Regions from separate parts of the Homo sapiens genome. Here region 1 is linked to region 2. Evidence: chromatin contacts called from ENCODE Hi-C or POLR2A ChIA-PET data. All regions are on one chromosome and are shown on one strand. Each heading gives the region's core, a stretch centred on a gene start or an enhancer-like site at or near the end of the contact. The rest is flanking DNA. Distances are from core to core; before and after follow the strand shown. Region 1 holds the start of ECSCR (endothelial cell surface expressed chemotaxis and apoptosis regulator). Region 2 holds the start of UBE2D2 (ubiquitin conjugating enzyme E2 D2).

Region 1 (5,325 bases), core at 2,442-4,941, 99 kb after region 2:
GATATGTCCATGTCTTAATCCCCAGAACATGTGAATGTTACATTATTTGGAAAAAGGGTCTTTGCAGGCTGGGCGTGGTGGCTCACGCCTGTAATCCCAGCACTTTGGGAGGCCGAGACGGGCAGATCACCTGAGGTCAGGAGTTCAAGACCAGCCTGGCCAACATGGTGAAACCCCATCTCTACAAAAATATAAACATTAGCTGGGCATGATGGTGGGTGCCTGTAATCCCAGCTACTCGGGAGGCTGAGTCAGGAGAATCACTTGAACCCAGGAGGTGGAGGTTGTAGTGAGCCGAGAGGCAGGAGAATTGCTTGAGCCCAAGAGGCAGAGGTTGCAGTGAGCTGAGATCACGCCACTGCACTCCAGCCTGGGTGACAGAACGAGACTCCATCGCAGAAAAAAAAAAAAAAAATTGAGCCAGGCATTGTGGCTCATGCCTGTAATCCCAGCAATTCAGGAGGTTGAGGCAGGAGGGTCACTTGAACCCAGGAGTTCAAGGCTTCAGTGAAGTGAGATTGTGCCATTGCACTCCAGTCCGGGTGACAGAGCCAGATCCTTCTCTCTCTTTTTTTTTTCCTTTTGAGTCAGGGTCTGGCTCTGTCTTCCAGGCTGGAGTGCAGTGACACAATCTTGGCTCACTGCAACCTCTGCCTCCCAGGTTCAAGCCATCCTCCCCATTCCAGCCTCCTGAGTGCTGGGACTATAGGCATGTACCGCCAAACCTAGCTAATTTTTTAATTTTTAGCAGAGACAAGGTTTTGCCATGTTGCCCAGGCTGGTCTCAAAATCCTGAGCTCAAGCAGTCCTCCCTCCTTGGCCTCCCAAAGTGCTGGATTACAGGCGTGAGCCATCACACCCAGCCCTGAGACCCTGTCTCTTAAAAAAAAAAGGAAAAAATAATGCATTATTTGATAGGATGCAAAGAGAGAGACTCAACATTGCTTCTTTGATGTCACTGCCGAGATAGATAACCTAAATTTTAATTAATTAATTAATTAATTAATTAATTAATTTTTTGAGACAGGGTCTCACTCTGTCGCCCAGGCTAGAGTGCAGTGGCATGATCTTGGCTCACTGCAACTCCACCACCTGGGTTCACGCCATTCTCCTGCCTTAGCCTCCCAAGTAGCTGGGACTACAGGCACCCGCCACCACGCCTGGCTAATTTTTTGTATTTTTTGTAGAGACGGGATTTCATCGTGTTAGCCAGGATGGTCTTAGTCTCCTGACCTCGTGATCCACCCACCTCGGCCTCCCAAAGTGCTGGGATTACAGGCATGAGCCACTGCTCCCAGCCTAGATAACCTAAATCTTATGAGGAAACATCAGAGAAACCGAAATTGAGAGAACTTCTATAAAATAACTGTACTGTAACCTTCAAAAGTGTTTAGGCCATGAAAATCAAGGAAAGTCTGAACTATTCCGGATTGAAGGAGACTGAAGAGACTTTCAGTGAGTAATTCTGGGCAGGATCCTTTCGCTATAAAGGACATTATTGAAACAACTGTCAAAATTTGAATAGGATCTGAAGATTAGATGGTATTAATATATTTATATTAATTTCCTAATTTTGATGGCTGTATTGTGATTATGTAGGAGACTGTCCCTTGTAGGAAATACACACTAAACTATTCGGGGTGATGGGGCATCCTGTTGACAATTTACTCTGAACAACAGTTCAGGGAAAAAAGTTCTGTGTAATGTACTTCCAACTTTTCTTGTGACTGTTTCAAAATAAAATATTAAGAAAATAAAGAAAAAAGGGCTAGGCATGGTGGCTCATGCCTGTAATCCCAGCACTTCGGGAGGCTGAGGTGGGTGGATCACAAGGTCAGGAGTTTGAGACCAGCCTGGCCAACATGGTGAAACCGTCTCTACTAAAAATACAAAAATTAGGTGGGCGTGGTGGCGTGAGCCTGCAGTCCCAGCTACGCTGGAGATTGAGGCATGAGAATGGCTTGAACCTGGGAGGTGGAGGCTGCAGTGAGCAGACATCTTACACTGCATTCCAGTATGGGCAACAGTGAGAGACTCTGTCTCAAAAAAAAAAAAAACAAAAAAAAAGGAAAGAAAAAAGGATACCATTCATTTAAATGATTGTATATGTATATGCATATTGTCAAAGACTGGAAGGCAAATAGACTGGAAGGGAATTAATAACAATAATATAATTAATATTAAGGAGGTAGGATTGTTTCTGACATTCCTCTGCTTTCGAATCTTTTTTTTTTTTTTTTTAATTTCAGTGATGGAGTCTCACTCTGATCATAGCTCACTGCAGCCTTGAACTCTTGGGCTCAAGAGGTCCTCTTGCCTTAGCCTCCTGAGTAGCTAGGACTACAGGCATGCACCATCATGACTGGCTAATTAAATTTTTTTTTTTTTTTTTTTTGTAGAGACAGGGTCTTGCTGTGTTGCTTAGTCTGGTCTCAAACTCCTGGCCTCAAGAAATCCTCCTGCCTCAACGTCTCAAAGTGCTGGACTGTAGGCATGAGCCATTGCGCAGCCCTGACCTTAAATCTTTTGAGTTTAGTTCAATAAATATGTGCTGAGGACCTGCTATGTGGCAGGCATTGTGCCAGGTCCTAGGAATATTGAAAAAAGTCACAATGCTGGCTTGCAGTCTGCAACAGAGAGAATCCTGGGATAAGGATGAGTGCTGCTGGATGCCGAGGACAGGGGACACCTCACCCCAGTGAGGATGCAGAGGGAGGAGTGCTTCAAATAGGGGGACTCTTGCTTTTCTATTAAGAATAACGATACCCGGCTTGGTGGCACATGCCTGAAGTCCCAGCTACTTGTGAGGCCGAGGCAGGAGGATCACTTGAACCCAGGAGTTTGAGTCCAGACTGAGCAATATAGCAAGACCCCATCTCTCTCTTTTTTTTTTTTTTTTGAGACGGAGTCTCACTCTGTTGCCCAGGCTGGAGTGCAGTGGTACGATCTTGGCTCACTGCAAGCTGCACCTCCCAGGTTCACGCCATTCTCCTGCCTCAGCCTCCCCAGTAGCTGAGACTACAGGCGCCTGCCACCACACCTGGCTAATTTTTGTATTTTTAGTAGAGACGGGGTTTCACCATGTTAGCCAGGATGGTCTCGGTCTCCTGACCTCGTGATCTGCCCACCTCGGCCTCCCAAAGTGCTGGGATTACAGGCGTGGGCCTCCCAAAGTGCTGGGATTACTGGCCAAGACCCCAACTCTTAAAAAAAAAAAAGTAAAAAAGGAATAATAATCATGCGTATAGGGCCTCTCTGAAAGATGTGGGGAGTCCTATCTGCATTGGGATCCCTGAGGAGGGAGAGGAATGTGGAGAATTCAGGGTCCAGGGAGCATGGGTGACTGGTGGGCTGGGCTTCCAGGCTGAATCATGGGAAAGGAGAACCTGGTCTGAAACAGTACTGGGCGGGATTGGTGTTAGATTCCAGGAAAACCCCCAGGCGGTCTGTGGTGGAACCTGATGGACCCTCAGAAGGGAAGAGAATGGGGATGGGGCCAGGTTGCCATGGTTGGTCATTGTGCATAGGCACTAGAGGCCATGCTGGGTGGGCACAGTCGCTGCTGCAGCCTCACATCCTCATCTGGACATGGCTGAGCAGGGCCCCTGGAGCTGGTCCCAATGTGTTTCCTTCTATTCTTTTGACAGGAAGCTCCTGGAGAGCCAGTCCCCACCCCCATCCCGCCCCAGCACTCCCTCTCTCTTCTCCACTATGGACAGAGCCTCCACTGAGCTGCTGCCTGCCCGCCACATACCCAGCTGACATGGGCACCGCAGGAGCCATGCAGCTGTGCTGGGTGATCCTGGGCTTCCTCCTGTTCCGAGGTAAGAGGTGCCTGCCGCTTTCCCATGGCAATTCCTCTCCGCAGCTGGCCATTCTAGGCATCGGTCTCTTTCTCAGGAGACACATGCTTTCCATCCAGGGGCTGTGCCCAGGGGAAATTCCAGAGCCTTTCCATGAAGATCAGTTGGATTGGGGGGTCCTGATTACCAGGCAGGGGTAAAATGGAGCTACGGTTAAACCCTCTTGTGGGAAATTGTCCTGGGGGAGCTGGGCTCCCCATAAAGGCTGGCCTCCTGAATTGTGGGAGGGAGCTGTGTTAGTGCAAGACCCAGGCCCAAAGCTCCTTCTAGGATGTGCTCAGGCTACTCATGACCCTCACCCTCTGATCTTGGGGCAGGGCTGACGACGGCCACTCTCTCAACTGTTCTAACACAAATCCTCTGCACCATGGGCTTCACAGGGGATCTGTTCTCTCCTTTCACATGAGGAGTAGCAACCTAGGAATTCCTAATGTAGATTTTAAAGTTAAATCACAGCAAGAGGGACTCAGGTTAGACACAAAGAACTATTCACCAAGGAGGATGTGCTTAACATTCTCACATCCAGGGGGCTAGAGTAGATGACCTCCAGAGGAGGCTACTTGGAAATGGCACCTCTCTGACAGGCTCTGCCAGCCAATGAGTTGTGAAGCCGCTCATAGGGGTCCTCTCATCAGGGAGCAGTTGCTGGGAATCATGACGAGTCCAGGGCATTCTGACTCACAGGGCAGCAACTTCCCTTTGACCATTCCTGCTCTGCCCCCACCTCACCCTCTACAAGTCCTCTGTGCTCAAAGCAGCAGAAAGAGTGCACAAGAGGGCTCAGATGGGGAGGGGTGGTGGCCCCTCGTCGGTGGTGGGTAAGAGGGCCTGAGTACCAGAACACTGGCTTCCGGAGATGTCAGGCATTTCTCTAAAAGTCCATGGGCTGGAGGACAAGACTCTGATTGTCCCCATCCCCTCCTACCCCCTCCATGACAGAGTCACAGGTCTGGGGCTGGGGAACAAGGCTGTTGTGGAAACTGCAGGTGAAGCTCATGAGGTGGCATTTTCACAGGCCGAGACTTTTCCCAGCCTCCCTACCCACTGTTTTCTCCCAGGCAAGTGCCAGCACTCTCAAATGCCCTGTGTCGGCTGTACCTAAGCTGCTGTCACCCGCCCCGAGTTTCCTAACCCTTCATCCTGAAGTGTGCAGAGCATTTCCTGGCTCCTTCATCTTGGTGGACTGAGGAATCCTGAGCACATTCAGGCCCATAAAGGGACTTGACTACGGATACCCAGAGGCAGGGCAGACTTGAGACTTGGAGGATTTGAGAGAACAGGGCAAAAACAAAAGTGTCTGGCCTTCATTGAGCATGTCAGGCACTGCGTTAAGTGCTTCATATGCATTTTCCTTCCTTCACAACAACTTGCGAGGTACTGATACCACTTGCATTTTACTTAGTTATTTTTGAGACAGGGTTGCTCCATTGCGCAGGCCAGAGTTGCAGTGGCATGATCATGG
Region 2 (5,323 bases), core at 2,750-5,249:
GTCAGGGGACCTTAAGATGTATATCAAAATAAAGTCCATCAAAAGCTTTTTCCAAAAAAGACATGGCATTTCAAAGACTGCCAAATTCACAGACATGAATAGCGTCCCTCTGTCAAAGAAACAAGATATTGAATTCCTGAAGATGTCACATGTCAAATGTAGTTTTTCTTAGAAAAATCTTATCAGAACCCAGATGTAGCAACTCATGACATTTAAGTCAAGAAGGTATTTAAGTAGAATTATTTTTTCAGGGAATGATAATTGGGAAGGTTCAAGATCAATTATAGAAGCCAAGCAATGGGGATTCCACTGCAGACACATTACTAGGACAGAAGATAAGATAGAACTGATCTTATCCATGCCTAGGAAGTCAGCTATTCAACTTAAAATTGTGGTACAAAGAGTTTGGAAAAAAAAAATTAATCTCCATTTTGTTTTCACAATCTTTTTGAGTGGTATACCAAAATAAACTTCATTTTTCTTATCACTAGCTGTCTCAGAGAAGTCAAGCCATACTTTGTGAAGAGCTCTAGGGAATAAACTAGGGGAAAATGGTTAATATTGAATTCTAAAAGTTCAGGCCAGGCCAGATGACGTGGCTCACATCTGCAATCCCAGCACTTTGGGAGGCCAAGGTGGCAGAACACTTGAGGTCAGGAGTTCAAGACCAGCCTGGCCAACATGGTGAAATCCCGTCTCTACTAAAAATACAAAAATTAGCTGGGCATGGCGGCGGAGTGCCTGTAATCCCAGCTACTCCGGAGGCTGAGGCAGGAGAATCGCTTGAACCCAGGAAGCGGAAGTTGCAGTGAGCCAGGATAGCACCACTGCACTCCAGCCTGGGCGACAGAGGGAGACTCCGTCTCCAAAAAAAAAAAAGTTCAGGCCGGGCACGGTAGCTCACGCCTATAATCCCAACACTTTGGGAGGCTGAGGCAGGTGGATCACCGGAGGTCAGGAACTAGAAATCAGCCTGGCCAACATGGTGAAACCCCGTTTCTACTAAAAACACAAAAATTAGACAGGTGTGGTGGTGCGTGCCTGTAATCCCAGCTACTCGGGAGGCTGAAGCAGAAAAATCACTTGAACCCAGGAGGTGGAGGTTGCGGTGAGCTGAGATCGTGCCATTGCATTCCAGCCTGGGCGACAAGACTGAAACTCTATCCCCCAAAAAAGTTCAAATTATTTCTAAACTTGATTTTATTAAAAAAATCTTACAAAGGCATATTTTAAGGAAAATCTATTCTAGAAAATATGTAGCAACTCATAAGAAACTATATTACCAGAGCAAGTATTATTAATTAAAACGTATGTTTTGTGTCAAAGAGATAGTTCCCTCTCTGAAAAAGTCCGTTACACATATAATTCAATGTAGAGATTAAAGTCTACATTTCTTTTTTTTTTGAAAGGGAGTCTCGCCTGTGGCCCAGGCTGGAGTGCAGTGGCGCGATCTCGGCTCACTGCAAGCTCCGCCTCCCCGGTTCACGTCATTCTCCTGCCTCAGCCTCCAGAGTAGCTGGGACTACAGGAACCCGCCACCAAGCCCGGCTAGTTTTTTTTGTATATTTTAGCAGAGACGGGGTTTCACCGTGTTAGCCAGGATGGCCTCGATCTCCTGATCTCGTGATCCACCCACCTCAGCCTCCCAAAGTGCTGGGATTACAGGCGTGAGCCACCGCGCCCGGCAGGTCTACATTTCTTTATCTGTAAATTATTACACATTATACCCACTTGCTCTTTCTCAGGTTATAAAATAAGAGGACAAGCTTCTACAGGTATTTGATAACTTCCCAGTTAGATTCTATAAGGACCTAGCAATTCCTAAAAGCCTTTAAAATACATATGTATATATTTTTTTTGGATGACTACTCCTCAGTGTGCTCCCCTGCCCCTTAAACGGTTCTTTAAGACATCTTTGCTTAAGGTTCAAGCTTCTTTATGGTATTTAACAAATACCATTTCATTTTAGTACAAGATTTATTGTCTAAAATCTGCCCTTCTTCATTTGTTAGAAATCAGAGTCAAAAGAAGTTAAGGAGCTAACCTAATTATAGTAACCAATGGGACTGATTCCACACTGTCTTTGAGCAAAAATGAAATGAGGACCAACCGCTGAGCTGAGGTGTTTAAATCATCAATCTGTATTCTGACTTAGTTTAAGACAAGCTAAAAACTGGTTCTCTTCCTCTTGCATCCCCATCCCATCATTCAGAATGGATAACCCCAGTACCTACTTCTAAGTAGCTACAGGTATAGGCCGTGTGCAGTGGCTGATTGATGCCTGTAATTCCAACACTTAAGGGAGGCAGAGACAGGAGGCTAGCTTGAGCCCAGGAGTTCCACACCAGCCTGGACAACACGGCAAGACCCCGTTCTCCACTAAAAGGAAAAAGATGTATTGAAGAAAAAAGTAGCTACCGGTTTAATATAGCCAATCTGAGTAGCCAAGTGAAACACCAAACAGAAATTAATAGTGGTGCCTCCCTACTTCTAAGAAAAAAAACATGAAAGTGGCACTAAGAGGTTACAACATCAGAAAGGGAAAAAAAATAAATTTTAAGCCAATCTTATAGTCTAGATGTATTATTAGGAAAACCTCCTTATTGATAACTAAATAACCCTTCACTTTAAAGAGCAAAGAAATCCTTTTTAATACAAAATCTAGTAAAACCCCTTCCCAGTTAAGAGTCTCGGTAAACATATCACCTAATAGCGTCAAGTCCATTTTGCGAAGAGGCTGTGAAAGGAACTTTTGTATAATTTCTCTGGTGGTTTTCAATGTTCAGGTTTCTACCTCTACCTTTGCCAATGTACAGCTTTTCTATTAGATCCAATCCTGCAAAACGGAAGTGTTAGTTTCTAACTACATACAGCAACCTCAAGGAATAAAATGATTCTCCCTCTACTTCCCTCCTCCCTCATTAAGTCACCTTTTTTTTTTCTTCTGAACTTCCAACTCTTAACAGTTTCTGGACAAGCAGGGTGGACCGATGTGTGCTGCCACCCAAGAGGTAAGTGAACTCAGGATATACTTGTGGATCGGGCAAAACGGCTTCCTCTGTCAGCCCGAGCTCAGGCGGTTTTGTGGAGGGAGCTAGGGCAGGTGTGGGAGGAGGGAACAGAAATGGGGCGAGAAGCCCTTTCGACCTCTGTCGAAGGGGCCGCCCAACGCCCCAGCGCCCCCCTCGGCCCCAACCCCGCCATCCTGGCCCGACAATGGCCCTCAAGTGCAGCGGCAGTCCCAGACTGGAGAGAAGCCCTAAGAGTCCACACCATGCGGGCCTGGAAGGGCAGCCGGGGAGGAACGCTGAGGCCGCGAGAGCACCTCCGGCCTAAGCGCGGGCTGCGCGCCGGGGCCTCCACGGGCGCCATCACTGGGAGTGGGGTATGGAGGCCGCCCCGAGGGGCCAGCACCGGCAGCAAGATCCAAGGAGGCCGCGAGCCCGACGGAGACTACGGCGGGAAGTGCAGGCCGCAGCCTGCTCAGCTGGCCAGCAGCGCAGCCGACCTCCGGCCGCTTACCTTGTGGATTCTCTTCAGAGCCATGGTGGGAGGCGGGTGGCGGCGGCCCCCGGGGCGGGGACGGGGGCGGGGAAGGGACGGGGAAGGGGCTAGGGAGCCTGAGGCCGCCTCGGCGATCTCGGTCGGCAGGAGAAGATGGAGAGTTGAGGAAAGCGGGTCCGGCGGGACGGGCTGAGGGCCGGGGCCCACTCAGCTCCTGGGCCTGCCGCAGCGGTCACCGCATCACCCGGCGGCGGCCCCTTTATTCGCCGCCGCCCTAGCCGCCACCGCCGCCGCCGCCGTAGCTGCCTCTTCCTCCCAGGATCAGCGCCGCCTCCTAAACCGCCGCAGATCCCTCCGCCAGAAAGCAAAAGCCCAAGCCTCGGGCTCGGCCGGCCTCTCTTGGTCGGACAGCCGGAGGGATTGCCTGTCTTCCTCCCTGCTGCAGGTGGACCGAGGGACGCGCGGGCGGGCGGGCTGCGCCGCCGGGGTGGGGCCGTCGGAGCACGGGGTGGGCCCGACCGAGGGGCAGGTCGGGAGGCGCGGGGATTGGCGGGCCAGGGGAGGGAGGGCCGAGCCGCGCCGGCGGCGGAGGGATACGGGCCGCCCCTGTGAGTAAGCTACGCACCGCCGTCGCCGCCACGGCCCCGGAGGGCGTGACGCTGCGAAGCCCTGGGCGGAGATCTCGCGAGATCTAGAGCGCGAGTTCTGCAGGCTCCAGCGCCGCGACCGTTGACTTCATTGCTGATGGAAACCCACGCGCGTGTCACAAAAGATCAATAAATATTAAAAGGCGAATGTTGTCCAGATCTCACGACCGTCCCCGTACTAGTCCCGGGAGGAGGCACTTAGGCCCACTGCAGCGCTCCTGAAGGAGGAAGGGACTTGGCCAAGGTCACAGAGCTCTTCTGAAGTCCTGGGACTTAGCACATCTCTTTCCAGAGGCCGCGTGGCTACAGCTCGGGCACCTGCCACGAGGGAGATGTCTCATAGCCGCTCGGGTTGCAGTGAGATTGGCCTTCCGGACCAAGGCCCCAGATGGAGAGGATTTGAATGTTGTGTTCTCAGCCACTGGCATGTATGTGTGCCTTCGAGGTGTCCAGACTCTGCTCAGCTTAGTGAATTGCAAATTGTTACAAGCAAGCACTGTACCAGCTGCGTCAGAAAAAAAATCACAGTGTGTGCCCCAAATAGTTAAAACCAACGGCTGGGCGCGGTGACTCACCCCTGTAATCTCAGCACTTTGGGAGGCTGAGGCTGGCGCATCACCTGAGGTCAAGAGTTCGAGACCAGCCTGGCCAACATGGTGAAACCCCATCTCTACTAAAAATACAAAAATTAGGCCGGGCACGGTCACTCACGCCTGTAATCCCAGCACTTTGGGAGGCCAAGGCAGGCGGATCACGAGGTCAGGAATTCGAGACCAGCCTGGCCAACACAGTGAAACCCCTTCTGTACTAAATATACAAAAATTACCCGGGCATGGTGGCAGGCGCCTGTAGTCCCAGCTACTCGGGAGGCTGAGGCAGGAGAATCGCTTGAATCCGGGAGGCGGAGGTTGCCGTGAGCCGAGATCACGCCAGTTCACTCCAGCCTAGGCAACAGCAAGAATGCGTCTCAAAAAAAAAAAAAAAAAATAGCCGAGAGTGGTGGCAGGTTCCTGTAAACCCAGCTACTGGGGAGGCTGAGGCAGGAGAATCGCTGGAACCCAGGAGGCAGAGGTTGCAGTGAGCCGAGAGCACGCCATTGCACTCCAGCCTGGGCGACGAGCAAAACTCCATCTCCAAAAAAAAAAAAAAAACCAACCTCGTGCTCCAGATAC

What was found. Hi-C counts contacts between places; a loop is a spot of excess contacts on that map. ChIA-PET counts read pairs that join two places held with the same protein, here RNA polymerase II (POLR2A). Pooled maps may share reads with other maps.
Region 1: a loop to region 2 is called in a map of endothelial cell of umbilical vein, with 9 times the contacts of the local background. The contact joins the promoter of ECSCR here to the promoter of UBE2D2 in region 2. A Hi-C loop is called at or near these places in 1 of 168 maps with a recorded cell type or tissue (endothelial cell of umbilical vein), 3 of 37 single-sample maps with no recorded cell type and 10 of 50 pooled maps. POLR2A ChIA-PET finds 5 or more read pairs at or near these places in 19 of 52 experiments (CD4-positive, alpha-beta T cell, CD4-positive, alpha-beta memory T cell, H1 and 13 more).

Annotation. Positions count from the first base shown.
Region 1 is chr5:139,461,109-139,466,433 of GRCh38, reverse strand. ECSCR (endothelial cell surface expressed chemotaxis and apoptosis regulator) reads left to right here and starts at 3,691. Exons shown (of 10, transcript NM_001077693.4): 1 at 3,691-3,824. The coding sequence starts at 3,764. RefSeq lists enhancers at 3,154-3,741, 4,331-4,919, 4,920-5,325.
Region 2 is chr5:139,560,015-139,565,337 of GRCh38, reverse strand. It overlaps UBE2D2 (ubiquitin conjugating enzyme E2 D2), which reads right to left and starts at 3,999. Exons shown (of 7, transcript NM_003339.3): 1 at 3,523-3,999. The coding sequence starts at 3,546. RefSeq lists enhancers at 1-33, 2,834-2,953, 3,044-3,093, 4,254-4,423 and a silencer at 3,564-4,223.